Linked DNA regions of Homo sapiens: regions 1 and 2 are each linked to region 3. Evidence: chromatin contacts called from ENCODE Hi-C or POLR2A ChIA-PET data. All regions are on one chromosome and are shown on one strand. Each heading gives the region's core, a stretch centred on a gene start or an enhancer-like site at or near the end of the contact. The rest is flanking DNA. Distances are from core to core; before and after follow the strand shown.

What was found. A loop is a pair of places that touch in the nucleus more often than their neighbours do. ChIA-PET counts read pairs that join two places held with the same protein, here RNA polymerase II (POLR2A). Pooled maps may share reads with other maps.
Region 1: a pooled map shows a loop between it and region 3 (4-fold over the local background). The contact joins two enhancer-like sites. A Hi-C loop is called at or near these places in 2 of 50 pooled maps. POLR2A ChIA-PET finds 5 or more read pairs at or near these places in 2 of 52 experiments (GM12878 and OCI-LY7).
Region 2: a pooled map shows a loop between it and region 3 (10-fold over the local background). The contact joins two enhancer-like sites. A Hi-C loop is called at or near these places in 2 of 37 single-sample maps with no recorded cell type and 3 of 50 pooled maps.

The regions. Positions count from the first base shown.
Region 1 is chr16:81,797,034-81,800,527 of GRCh38, forward strand. All of the region lies in intron 2 of PLCG2 (phospholipase C gamma 2), which reads left to right. Among named protein-coding and RNA genes, the nearest start is that of PLCG2, 19 kb to the left of the region's middle. RefSeq lists enhancers at 612-661, 712-1,131, 1,402-2,011. Within about 2 kb of position 1,983, at least 12 of the 41 ENCODE cell types and tissues checked have a DNase peak (open chromatin) inside an H3K27ac peak, as active enhancers do; they include GM12878 and OCI-LY7, where a contact is called at or near this core.
Region 2 is chr16:81,819,268-81,823,061 of GRCh38, forward strand. The region is part of intron 2 of PLCG2 (phospholipase C gamma 2); the gene reads left to right. Among named protein-coding and RNA genes, the nearest start is that of PLCG2, 42 kb to the left of the region's middle. RefSeq lists enhancers at 2,439-2,538, 2,719-2,908, 2,919-3,068, 3,769-3,794. Within about 2 kb of position 1,889, at least 3 of the 41 ENCODE cell types and tissues checked have a DNase peak (open chromatin) inside an H3K27ac peak, as active enhancers do.
Region 3 is chr16:84,591,854-84,595,625 of GRCh38, forward strand. All of the region lies in intron 2 of COTL1 (coactosin like F-actin binding protein 1), which reads right to left. Among named protein-coding and RNA genes, the nearest start is that of COTL1, 24 kb to the right of the region's middle. RefSeq lists an enhancer at 2,039-2,338. Within about 2 kb of position 2,523, at least 18 of the 41 ENCODE cell types and tissues checked have a DNase peak (open chromatin) inside an H3K27ac peak, as active enhancers do; they include GM12878 and OCI-LY7, where a contact is called at or near this core.

The sequences.
Region 1 (3,494 bases), core at 733-3,232, 2.8 Mb before region 3:
CTTTCTTCCACGTGTCATGTTATTTTCTAGCTGCGTTGGTTCTGGCCTGGGCCCTGAGGGTGTAAGAGGGAATACAGTGTAGTGGGTAAACGAGGGAGGCAGCATTTGTCCCTCAAAATAGCACCAAGTTCTGGGAATGCAGGTATATTTGGAGTTCCTGACAAGTCAGTGCAGGTCCAACGTCTTAGGGATTGTGCTGAGTTGGGGGAGGGATCTAGTTAAAGATGTCCCTTGGTGAATCATTTTTGAAAAAAAAAAAATTATCTCCACTACCTGTCCCCTAGTCTGTCTTAGATATAAATGCGGGTTTTTGTATATCAGGCTCGCAAAATTATGTGTCTTGATTTGTCTTGGGAGAGATTTAGGTGCTGTGCAGTTTGGGGTTGAAATCAGAAATCCTGGGGTTGACTTTTCCTGCTTTCATGCAAGGCCCGATCTTGGGGCCAGGCCTTCGGTAGTCCTGACCCACAGACTAAGAGTGCTGGGAGGCCAGGGACCCTGTCTGTTCTGTTCATAAGGGGGACTTCCCAGCACCTGGCCCATATCTGGCCTGTGGCTGGTGCTCCTCAGATACCTGGTTAACAGATGAATCAGGAAAAGGCCCTGGCTGCCCCTTTCAGCCTCGGACTTCCGGTTTCTTCCTAACCATGGCAGCAGTATCTGGGGTTGAGATAGGGCACCTCTGTGACAACTTCCTCTTTAACCATACACCGTGGTTCCACTCGTGGTCCTGGCACTTAGTGACTGTGTGACCTTAGGCAATCTACTTGGCCTCTTTGAGTCTCAGTTTTCTTTTTTCTTGTCTTTTTTTTTTTTGAGATGGAGTCTCACTCTGTCCCCAGGCTGAAGTGCAGCGGCACAATTTCAGTTCACTGCAACCTCTGCCTCCCGGGTTCAAGCAATTATTCTGCCTCAGCCTCCTGAGTAGCTGGGATTACAGGTACCCTCCACCTCACCTGGCTAATTTTTGTATTTTTAGTAGAGATGGGGTTCCACCATGTTGACCAGGCTGGCCTTGAACTTCTGACCTCAAGTGATCTGCCTGCATTGGCCTCCCAAAGTGTTGGGATTACAGGTGTGAGTCACCGCGCCTGGCCTGAGTCTCAGTTTTCTTATCTATAAGATGGGGTAATAGTGGAGCTTACCCCATCAGATCACTGGGAGGATTCAGTTTGTAAGTGATTGTCACAAGTCCAGTATGTACTTAACACAGGGTGCCTCCCAGCCATGCTGCCATATGTCTCCTCAGGCAGCAGGTGCCTGCATTTGTGTTTGCGTGGGGGACATGGGACAGGCTGAGACATAGCTCGCATGTGTAGGGGGTGTCCTCCTCCTGCTCTTCTGTAGCACACAGCTAGGGGTCCTCTGGGGTTAAGTGCTCTTGGACCTGAGCCTGGATATAAAAGCAGCCCAGTGCTTCTGGGAGGCTGGGGAGGCCTGGGCTTGGAGAAGGAGCGTCGACAGGGTGAAGGTGAAGTTCTGGAAATAGAAACAGTGATGATACCACATCACAGCCTGGGGGCCACTCCACTGTCACAGGGCTGTTGGGAAGAAGCTGTAAGGTGCTGCTTTCATCTATACAAGTTGTGCTGGAGGCCAGGGGTAGGCGTGAGTTTTGGGAGGTGAAGTATCTGTGTGTGTGAAGGATTCTGTTTTGAGAAAGAAGGAAATGGGAACTTACTAATTTGTAGAATGGAAACTAGCAAAATTAGGCAAGGCATGGTGAGAGCATGTGCAGCAGGAAGAGGAGACCCCGCAGAGCTCAGAAGAGGTGGAGGAGGGGCTGGCCTCCCCGGCCTCAGGACTTCAGGGATCCCACTGCGTCTTCTCTGCTCCTGCTTCGGCTGGATTTCACCGGCCAGGTGTCTCTCTCCCCAGCACTACCAGCCACTCCAGGATGTCCCTGGCCTGCCACCAGCCTCCACCAGTGGGAAAAGCCCCTACACCAGGTAGTAGCATGACTGAAGGAGGGCCCGTGTCCCTGGGGAGGCAAGAAGGGCCCAAGCCCAGCGTGGCGCAGAGTGAACGTTACGCCAGTTTCCTGTTTAGACAGCTCTGAGCTGCTTCCCTCTGGCCTTGCATATTTCTCCTAATTAAAACAACTGCTTTTTCCCCCTCATTATAGAAGTACTATGTGTTCATTGGTAGACACATTTTAACCTACTTCTGGGTGAGAAAAACAACCCCTTAGCCCCCGCCACCCCCCTACCCAGAGAGATGGTGTTAACACCTGGTGTACCACCTTCCAAATCTTTTTGTCCAACAAAACTTTATTCACAAGACATTTTCACAACATGCGACCCTTTTGTAATGTACTTTAGTAATCTGCCTTTTTCATTTTGTACTACTTTGTGACCATGTTAGTATTATTAACTAATTTATTTTAGTTAATGAATTAATTAATTTTTTGAGGCAGGGTCTTGCTCTGTCACCCAGGTTGGTGTGCAGTGGTGTGACCATAGGTCACTGTAGCCTTGAACTCCTGGCCTCAAGAGATCCTCCCATCTTGGCCTCCCAAAGTGCTGGGATTACAGGTGCAAGCCACTGAGCCTGGCCTGTTATTAATTTTTTTTTTTTTTTTTTGAGACAGAGTCTCGCTCTATTGCCCAGGTGCAATGGCACCATCTTGGCTCACTGCAAGCTCCGCCTCCCAGGTTCACACCATTCTCCTGCCTCAACCTCCCGAGTAGCTGGGACTACAGGCGCCCGCCACCACACTTGGCTAATTTTTTTGTATTTTTAGTGGAGATGGGGTTTCACCGTGTTAGCCAGGATGGTCTCGATCTCCTGACCTCGTGATCCTCCCACCTTGGCCTCCTAAAGTGCTGGGATTACAGGTGTGAACCACTGAGCCCAGCCTGTTATTAACTATTTTAAATGTCGATGTTGGTTTAAAAAATAATATGACAGACCCCACATACTCAAGAGCAAGGGATCCAGGGTCTGACTGCCTGGGTTCAGATCTTGGCTATGCCACTTATCCCATTTGTGGCCATGGACAAGTTACTTAACTTTTCATTGCACTCATCTGTAAAATAGGATAATAATGGTACCTATTACACTGGACTCTCATGAGGATTAGGGGAGTTAATTATGTATCATACTTTGGGTATCATAGTACCTGGCAAATATCCCAAGCACTCTATAAGAGCTACTATTGCTATTATTATTGTTTAAATTTACTTTTATTGTAAGTTCTGGGATACATGTGCAGAATGTGTGGGATACATAGGTAAGCGTTTGCCATCGTGGCTTGCTGCACCTATCAGCTCATCACCTAGATATTAAGCCCTGCATGTATTAGCTATTTATTCTGATGCTCTCCTCCATCCTTACCCTGCTCCCCAACAGGCCCTGGTGTGTGTTGTTCTCCTCCCTGTGTCCATGTGTTCTCATTGATCAGCTCCCACTTATGATTGAGAACATGCAGTGTTTGGTTTTCTGTTCCCGTGTTAGTTTGCTGAGGATGATGGCTTCCAGCTTCATCTATGTCC
Region 2 (3,794 bases), core at 639-3,138, 2.8 Mb before region 3:
GAGTCAGGACATCCTGGGGGTGTTGGATTCCCAGGTGTGGAGTGACAACACTGCCTCATATCCATTTTCAGAGCTCATTTCTGAGGCTTCATCTGGTACCAACCCTGTGAGGCGAGGGAGCTCCTGCGAATCCCCTTGTGCAGCCAGGCTTGGAGAAGTCAAGGATTTGGCTTGGGGCACCCAGGAAGCCTGAGGCTTAGCTGGGTGGACCTCCTGGCTCCTCGCCCACTGCTTTTCACCCTGCCCTGAGGTGTGAGATCTTCCCAGCCACCTCTGGAAGGCTGGACTCTATCCCAGCTCAGTTATTTATGTATTTATTATTATTATTATTTTTTGAGACCAAGCTTCGCTCTTTCGCCCAGGCTGTAGTGCGGTGGCGCTATCTCGGCTCACTGCAACCTCCGCCTTCTGGTTTCAAGCGAATATCCTGCCTCAGCCTCCTGAGCAGCTGGGATTACAGGTACCCACCACCATGCCTGGCTAATTTTTGTATTTTTAGCAGAGATGGGGGTTTCACCATGTTGGCCAGGCTGGTCTCGAACTCCTGACCTTGTGATCTGCCCGCCTCAGCCTCCCAAAGTGCTGGGATTACAGCTGTGAGCCACTGTGCCTAGCCCTAGCTCAGTTTTAAAAATTACATTTAGTAGGTCTTATTTTCCATTATCAGAGAAATGCAGATTCATTCTAGAACCTTTGGAAAAGATAGACAAACACAAAAGAAAAATATCTCCCATTGACTACCCTCCAGGGAGCACTGGACCCAAACTAGGATCTGGTTGCTTTTCTGTGAAGATGTCCTATTTCATCTTTAAGGATTATGATCTTTTAGGTAATGGAAGTTGTGCTTCATATTTTAAGAACTTTTTAAAATGAACTTTATTTCATATTTAATTTATATACAATAAAAGGCACTCATTTTAAGTACACAGTTTGATGCATTTTGACACATGTGTAGACATGTGTAACCACCACCCTAATTGAGACACAGAACACCTTCCATCGCAGGAGAGAGGGTTCCCTCACTTCCCTCTGCAGTCTGCAGCCCCCCACCCTCCCCAGCATGCACACTCCCTGCCCCAGGCCACCCCAACCTACTTTGAGTCATCCAGGATTTTTCCTTGGTTTTAGAATTTCATAAACATGGAATGAAACAGTAGACTGTGTTTTGCATTCGACTTCTTTTGTGTGATGTTCTCAAGGTTCACCCATGTTGTTGCTAGTGTCAGTAGTTTTTCCTTTTCTGTTGCTGAGCAGCATTCCAGTGACCGAATATACCACTGCCTACTCCCCCATTCTCCTCATGGGAGATCTTGGGCATATCAGTTTTCCCCTCTGTATAATGGGGAAACATTACCCAATTTTTTTTTTTTTGAGACAGAGTCTCACTCTATTACCCAGGCTGGAGTGCAGTGGCGCAATCTTGGCCCACTGCAGCTTCCGCCTCCCAGGTTCAAGCAATCCTCCCACCTCAGCCTCCTGAGTAGCTGGGATTACAGGTGCACACCATCATGCCTGGCTAATTTTTGTATTTTTAGTAGAGGCAGGGTCTCATCATGTTGGCTAGGCTAGTCTAGAACTCCTGACGTCAAATGATCCGCCCACCTCAGCCTCCTGAGTAGGTGGGATTACAGGTGCACACCATCATGCCTGGCTAATTTTTGTGTTTTTAGTAGAGATGGGGGCCTCATCATGTTGGCTAGGCTGGTCTAGAACTCCTGACGTCAAATGATCCGCCCACCTCAGCCTCCTGAGTAGCTGGGATTACAGGTGCACACCATCATGCCTGGCTAATTTTTGTATTTTTAGTAGAGACAGGGTCTCATCATGTTGGCTAGGCTGGTCTAGAACTCCTGATGTCAAATGATCTGCCCGCCTCGGCCTCCCAAAGTGCTGGGATTACAGGCGTGCGTGAGCCGCCGTGCCTGGCCACATTACCCGCTTTATCAGATTGTTGTGGGGATTCAGTGAGTTAACATGTGAGTGATTAGAATAATGCCTGGCACATAGCAGATGCTAAATATCATAGTAATAATAATGGATTGTTGTCTCTTGCTGTGTAACAAACCACCCCAAGGCATAGTGGTGAATACTGGAGGTATTTCCAGTTTGGGGCTCTTGAATAATATGAGTGAATGAATGAAATAATACAAATGTACATGTGTAGTTGGGCAGCCTCGGTGGCTGTTGCCTTCCTCGAGGGCTCGAATGCTGTGTGTCTTGGTGATCGGCTGACAGGCAGCCGTTGCCTCTTCTAAGATGGGTGGTTTTCCTTTTGAGGTGGGTCCTGGGGGCTCCTGGCTGCTCAGTGCTGGCCCTACTTGTTGCCTTGTGTGCTGCTCTGAGCCAGGCTTGGTCTTGCTGGGCTGACCAACCCATTTAAGCCTCAGGAAGTGGCCTCTGTAGAAAAAAATGTATAAGCAGCGGGTGGTGAACAGATCAGTGGAGCGCAGAGCCCCAAAATAGATCTTTCTCCGCTAACTTGCCAAGCAACTGGGGGCAGTGGCAAATGCTTTGCATAACTTCCTACCCAAAAGAAAAGGTTTTACTGCAAACAACTTTTGGGGACCCCTCCCCTCTCAAATAATCTCAGACAGATCCAAGATGTTTTTTTTTTTTTCCAGAGCAGCACAAAGAGAGAGCCAGACAGGCCTGGGGTTCCATCCCAGATCCACCATTTGCAGGCTGTGTGATTTTGGGCAAATTCCTTAACTTCGCTGAGCCTTCTCTTTTCCTGTGTTAACTAGGGAAGATGAGACTAGACTCTCCAGTGTGTATGCAAAGCACCCTTACGCTGCAGAGATGCTGCAAATAGGGAGTGTCTTTTTTTTCTTCCTTTTTCAATTTTATCCTCTGTGCTTGCCCTAGAGCTTGTTATCAATTTCTCTTAGCTTTGTCAATTGTGGTGGGGTGTGGGGGATTGAGATTTGGCTTTCCTGGGAAGATGTTCCAAAACTGTCTTTGAAATAATACTCTCCTCCTCTGCAGATCAGTGGACAGGGTGTTGAAGGGTCGGCATAGGTGGTAAGCATGATTGATGGCCCCCAGAGATGTCCATGTCCTGCTCCCCGGAACCTGTGGGTATGTCATGTTACTTGGTAAAGAGGACCTTGCAGATGAAATTAAGTGAAGAAGGTTGAGATGGGAGAGTATTCTGGGTTACCCAGGTGGATCCAGTGTGTTCACAGGGTCCTTTTAAGAAAAAGGCGGGGCTGGGGGCAGTGGCTCATGCCTGTAATCCCAGCACTTTGGGAGGCCGAGGCGGGTGGATCACCTGAGGTCAGCAGTTCGAGACCAGCCTGGCCAATATGGCGAAACCCCGTCTCCACTAAAAGTGCAAAAATTAACTGGGCATGGTGGCGTGTACCTGTAATCCCAGCTACTCAGAAGGCTGAGGCAGGAGAATCGCTTGAACCCGGGAGGTGAAGGTTGTAGTGAGTGAACCGAGTTCATGCCGCTGCACTCCAGCCTGGGAGACAAGAGCGAGACTCCATCTCAAAAAAAAAAAAAAAAAAAAGAAAAAGGCAGGAGATCAGAGTGAGTAGAAGACAATGGCAAGATGATGGCAACAGAGGTTGGAATGATGTGCTTCAAAGGCAGAGGAAGAGGCCACACGGCCACGATTGCAGGCGGCCACTGCAAGGTGAAAATGGCCAGGAAGCAGGTTTTCCCTCGGAGCCTCCAGAAGGAGCCAGTGCTGCCGACACCTTGGTTTTAGCCCAGTGAGACTGGTTTTGACCTAGGAGCTGAAAGCTGATAAATGTGTGTTGCTTTAAGCCACTGAGTTTGCAGTAATT
Region 3 (3,772 bases), core at 1,273-3,772:
AAATAAAATAAAATAAAATAAAATAAAAATATGTGCGTGCATGTGTATGTGTGCATTGCATGTGTGTGCGTGTGCATGCGGGTGCATGTGTACCCCACTAGGATAAACCAAAATTGTTCAACATCAGCTCAACTGGCATCTGGGGCCAGATCATTCTCTCTGGTAGGAACCATCCCGTAAATTGCAGGGTGCTGAGCAGCACCCCTCACCTGGCCCCACCAGTTATGACAAACAAAAATGCCTCCATACATTGCAGATGTCCTCCAAAGGGGGCAGAACACCCCCAGTTGAGAACCTCTGCTGTAAACCGTTGGTGTCCCCATTTAATTGGGACCCCTTTTGTGTTTTCCAACAAAGTTCTGTGCCTCTTGAGGGGATCACATATCCTTATTCAGCTTACTTCACAAACAGTTCATATTTTAACTGCCATTATCACCAAGATCTCATTACAATTCCTAAGTGGTGGTTGCTGGCACATAGGGATGCCACTGGTTTGGAGTCATTCACCTTGTATTAGCCACTTGCATAAACTGATGCTCTCTCAGGGCGTTTAGTTGCTGGTGTGAGGGTTTCTCAGGCACCTAATGATATCGTAGAGCGATATGTTTGCTTCTCAAACATTGTGTGGATTTGAATCACTGGGGAAATCTTAAACGCAGCTTCTGATTAAACAGCTCTGGGGTCTACGCTTCTAAGAAGCTTCCCAGTGATGCTGATGCTACTGGTCAAAGGATCACACTGAGTTAAAAAAAAAAAAAAAAATCAATCTGCGTTTCTTCCTAGAATCTAAGTACGTCCCTGCAGAGTCCCGCACGAAGCATGTAGGTTAGCACCAAGACCCAAGGACACAAACCACCTGTCTACAGGAGATACTGGCCTGCAGCTGACAAGCTCACTTCCTGGTGATTATCTCAAAACCGGAGGGGGTAACCAGCACGTTCGCCTTCAACAAGAAGCCGGGTGGTCTAACGGGTCATCCATTTGTCCCCGGGAGCTAAGGAACACGCAGCTCTCAGCAGACCATGAATGCGTGATCCTAGCTGCAGTCCAGGGTCAGGGACTCCACAACACTTACTTCTTAAAGGAAACTGATCGTCATCACCACTCACATTGGCACACCACTTTTCAGTTTACAAAACATGCTTCTATTTCATCTCATTTGGTCTTTGTAACAACGCTGGGAGGCAGATGAGGTAGAGACGTCATGGCCACTTTCATCATCAACATCCAAATCACCTTCATTGATAAGGGCTGGAGGCTCAGAGGCCACGTGATGTGGCCAGACTCTCAACACGAGGCCAGAGCCAAGGGCCTGGACACCTTGGGTGTGTGTGCTCAGCCCCCTTTCTCCAGGGAAATGCCCCACCAGGCCATGGCTATCTGGGGGTCAGTAGGTAACAACGCAGCAGGGATAGAAGGAAGGATGGTCTCAGGGACACTGCGCAGGTGAATCCACAGGGCCTGGTGACCAACTGGATGTGAGAAGGTGAGGACAGAGGAGTCCAGGGCACAGGAGACCCCGAGGGGTGAGGGCCCCACCTCCCATGCCCCGGGGACTGTGCCTGAATTCCCAAACATCAGCCTGGGCTGCCTCACCTGTAAAACACGTTCTTTTCTTTATTGAGATAAAAGTCACATAACAAAATTCACCATTTTAACCACTTTTTTTTTTTTTGAGAAGGGAGTCTCGCTCCGTCGCCCAGGCTGGAGTGCAGTGGCGCGATCTCGGCTCACTGCAAGCTCCGCCTCCCGGGTTCACACCATTCTCCTGCCTCAGCCCCCCGAGTAGCTGGGACTACAGGCGCCCGCCACCACGCCCGGCTAATTTTTTGTATTTTTAGTAGAGACGGGGTTTCACCGTGGTCTTGATCTCCTGACCTCGTGATCCGCCCACCTCGGCCTCCCAAAGTGCTGGGATTACAAGCGTGAGCCACCGCGCCCGGCCATTTTAACCACTTTAAAGCATCCAATTCAGTGGCTTTAAGGACACTCACAATGTTGTGCCATCATCGCTACTATCTAATTTCACCACTCCAACGAGAACTCCCGTCCTCAAGAACAGTCACTCCCCATTCTCCACCCCATTCCCCCAGGCCCTGGCAGCCACTCTTCCACTTTCTGTCTCTATGGATTGGCCTGTGCTGGACATTTCATTGAAATGGACTCATATGCTATGTGGCCTCTGCGGTCTGGCTTTCACTCAGCGTCACATCTCCAAGGATCATCCCTGCTGCCGCATGTGCGGGTCACCACTTCATTCCTTTTATGGCTGAACAGCACTCCATTGCATGGAGAGAGCACATTTTGCTTATCAGTGCATCAGTTGATAGACATTTGGGATCCTTCCAAAATGGGGTGATTTCACGCCTCCCTTATCAGTTGACCATGATGACTGAAAGTGAAAGCTACAAAACCCACCTAGCCCATCAGGGTGGAACCTCCAACCTAAAGCTCCTGACACAGGGCGGGGCTGCCAGGTGGCCACAGCGCACAGGAAACGAGACTGGTGCAAGAGATGGCAGTTCCTCACTTGTAAGGTGCAAAGTGCGCAGCCACAGGCGGCTGGTGCAGACTTGGAGTGTGGGGGAGCAGCGCTTTAGCTCGAGAGCATTTCTCAGCAGTCCCCGTGGTGTCTGGGAAGCCAGGGCTCTGTTTTGAGGAGTGTCGTCAGAGCATCAACACCAAAGTGCTTAATTAAATGGCAGCCTTGACCTGAGGGGGAGGAGGGGCTGAACATCCGCCTCCGACTGCATTTCACAAGCAAAAGAACACGGTGAGTGTGTTTCCATGGTAACCGCTCTCGGGTTCCCATTTCCACATTGGTCAGCCCGGACTTGGATCCAAACTACCCATCCCTGGCCCAAGCCTCCATGGAGGTAAGTTACCAGCCCTGCTTTGGGCCAACGCAGTTTTTGGGGACCTCAACCATGTGTTCAGCCCATGGCCAAGGCTTCGGGCTGAGCCAGCTCTCCCAGCCTCTCTCTCTTCTCAGTGTCGCCCCCTCCCACGGCTCTGGCTGGCTCCTCTGCGGAGCTCCATGGCTTTTCCAGCGTCTGCCCTCTCTGCTGGCTGCCAAGTGCCTCCACATGCCGGCCATGCTCTGCGCACCTCCAACCCTCCACATCCACCCTTCCCCTCTTTCAGACCTCCCCAGGTCTACCTTGGGCAACACCCTTTGCCCCCGGAGGGTCACAGATTCTTGTTGAAGAACCACAGGCATTGTCCCTGTGTCCCAAGTACCAGCCCAGGGCCTGGCACAAGATAGATGTACAATAAGTAAGTTACACCCACAACCCCAAGGACACTGGGAACCTTCCAGAACCACAGCCTGATGTCATTTAAATGATCGTGGGGGAGCGGGGTAAAGAGGGACGTGGTTTGCTAGGTGACTGCTGCGTGCTTATCCGACAATGGTTTGGTCAACAAGATTGCTGACAGGCCTGTTTTTGAAAATCCGAGTCACGTTATGCTTACAAATGTTTGCTGCTAGAGATCTGGCACGACAGTGACGGGTCAGCTGAGTCGGAGACGGAAAACCTGTTGGTCTGCGCACCGTTTTTGCAGCTGCCCGGCAGACTGGAGGCCTCTCCCCAACCCTGCTCACCCTGAAGGAGGTTCTCGGTCCCTTTTGACCTCACACTGGGCAGTGGAAGGGGAATCGCTAGTTCTTCATCCCTGGTTTAGTTACTTTCCCTCTTCTGAACAAATTGGGTCCACAAACCCCAGTGGCAGTCACAGCCCCACATCAGCAGTGGGGAGCCCTAGGCTCCCT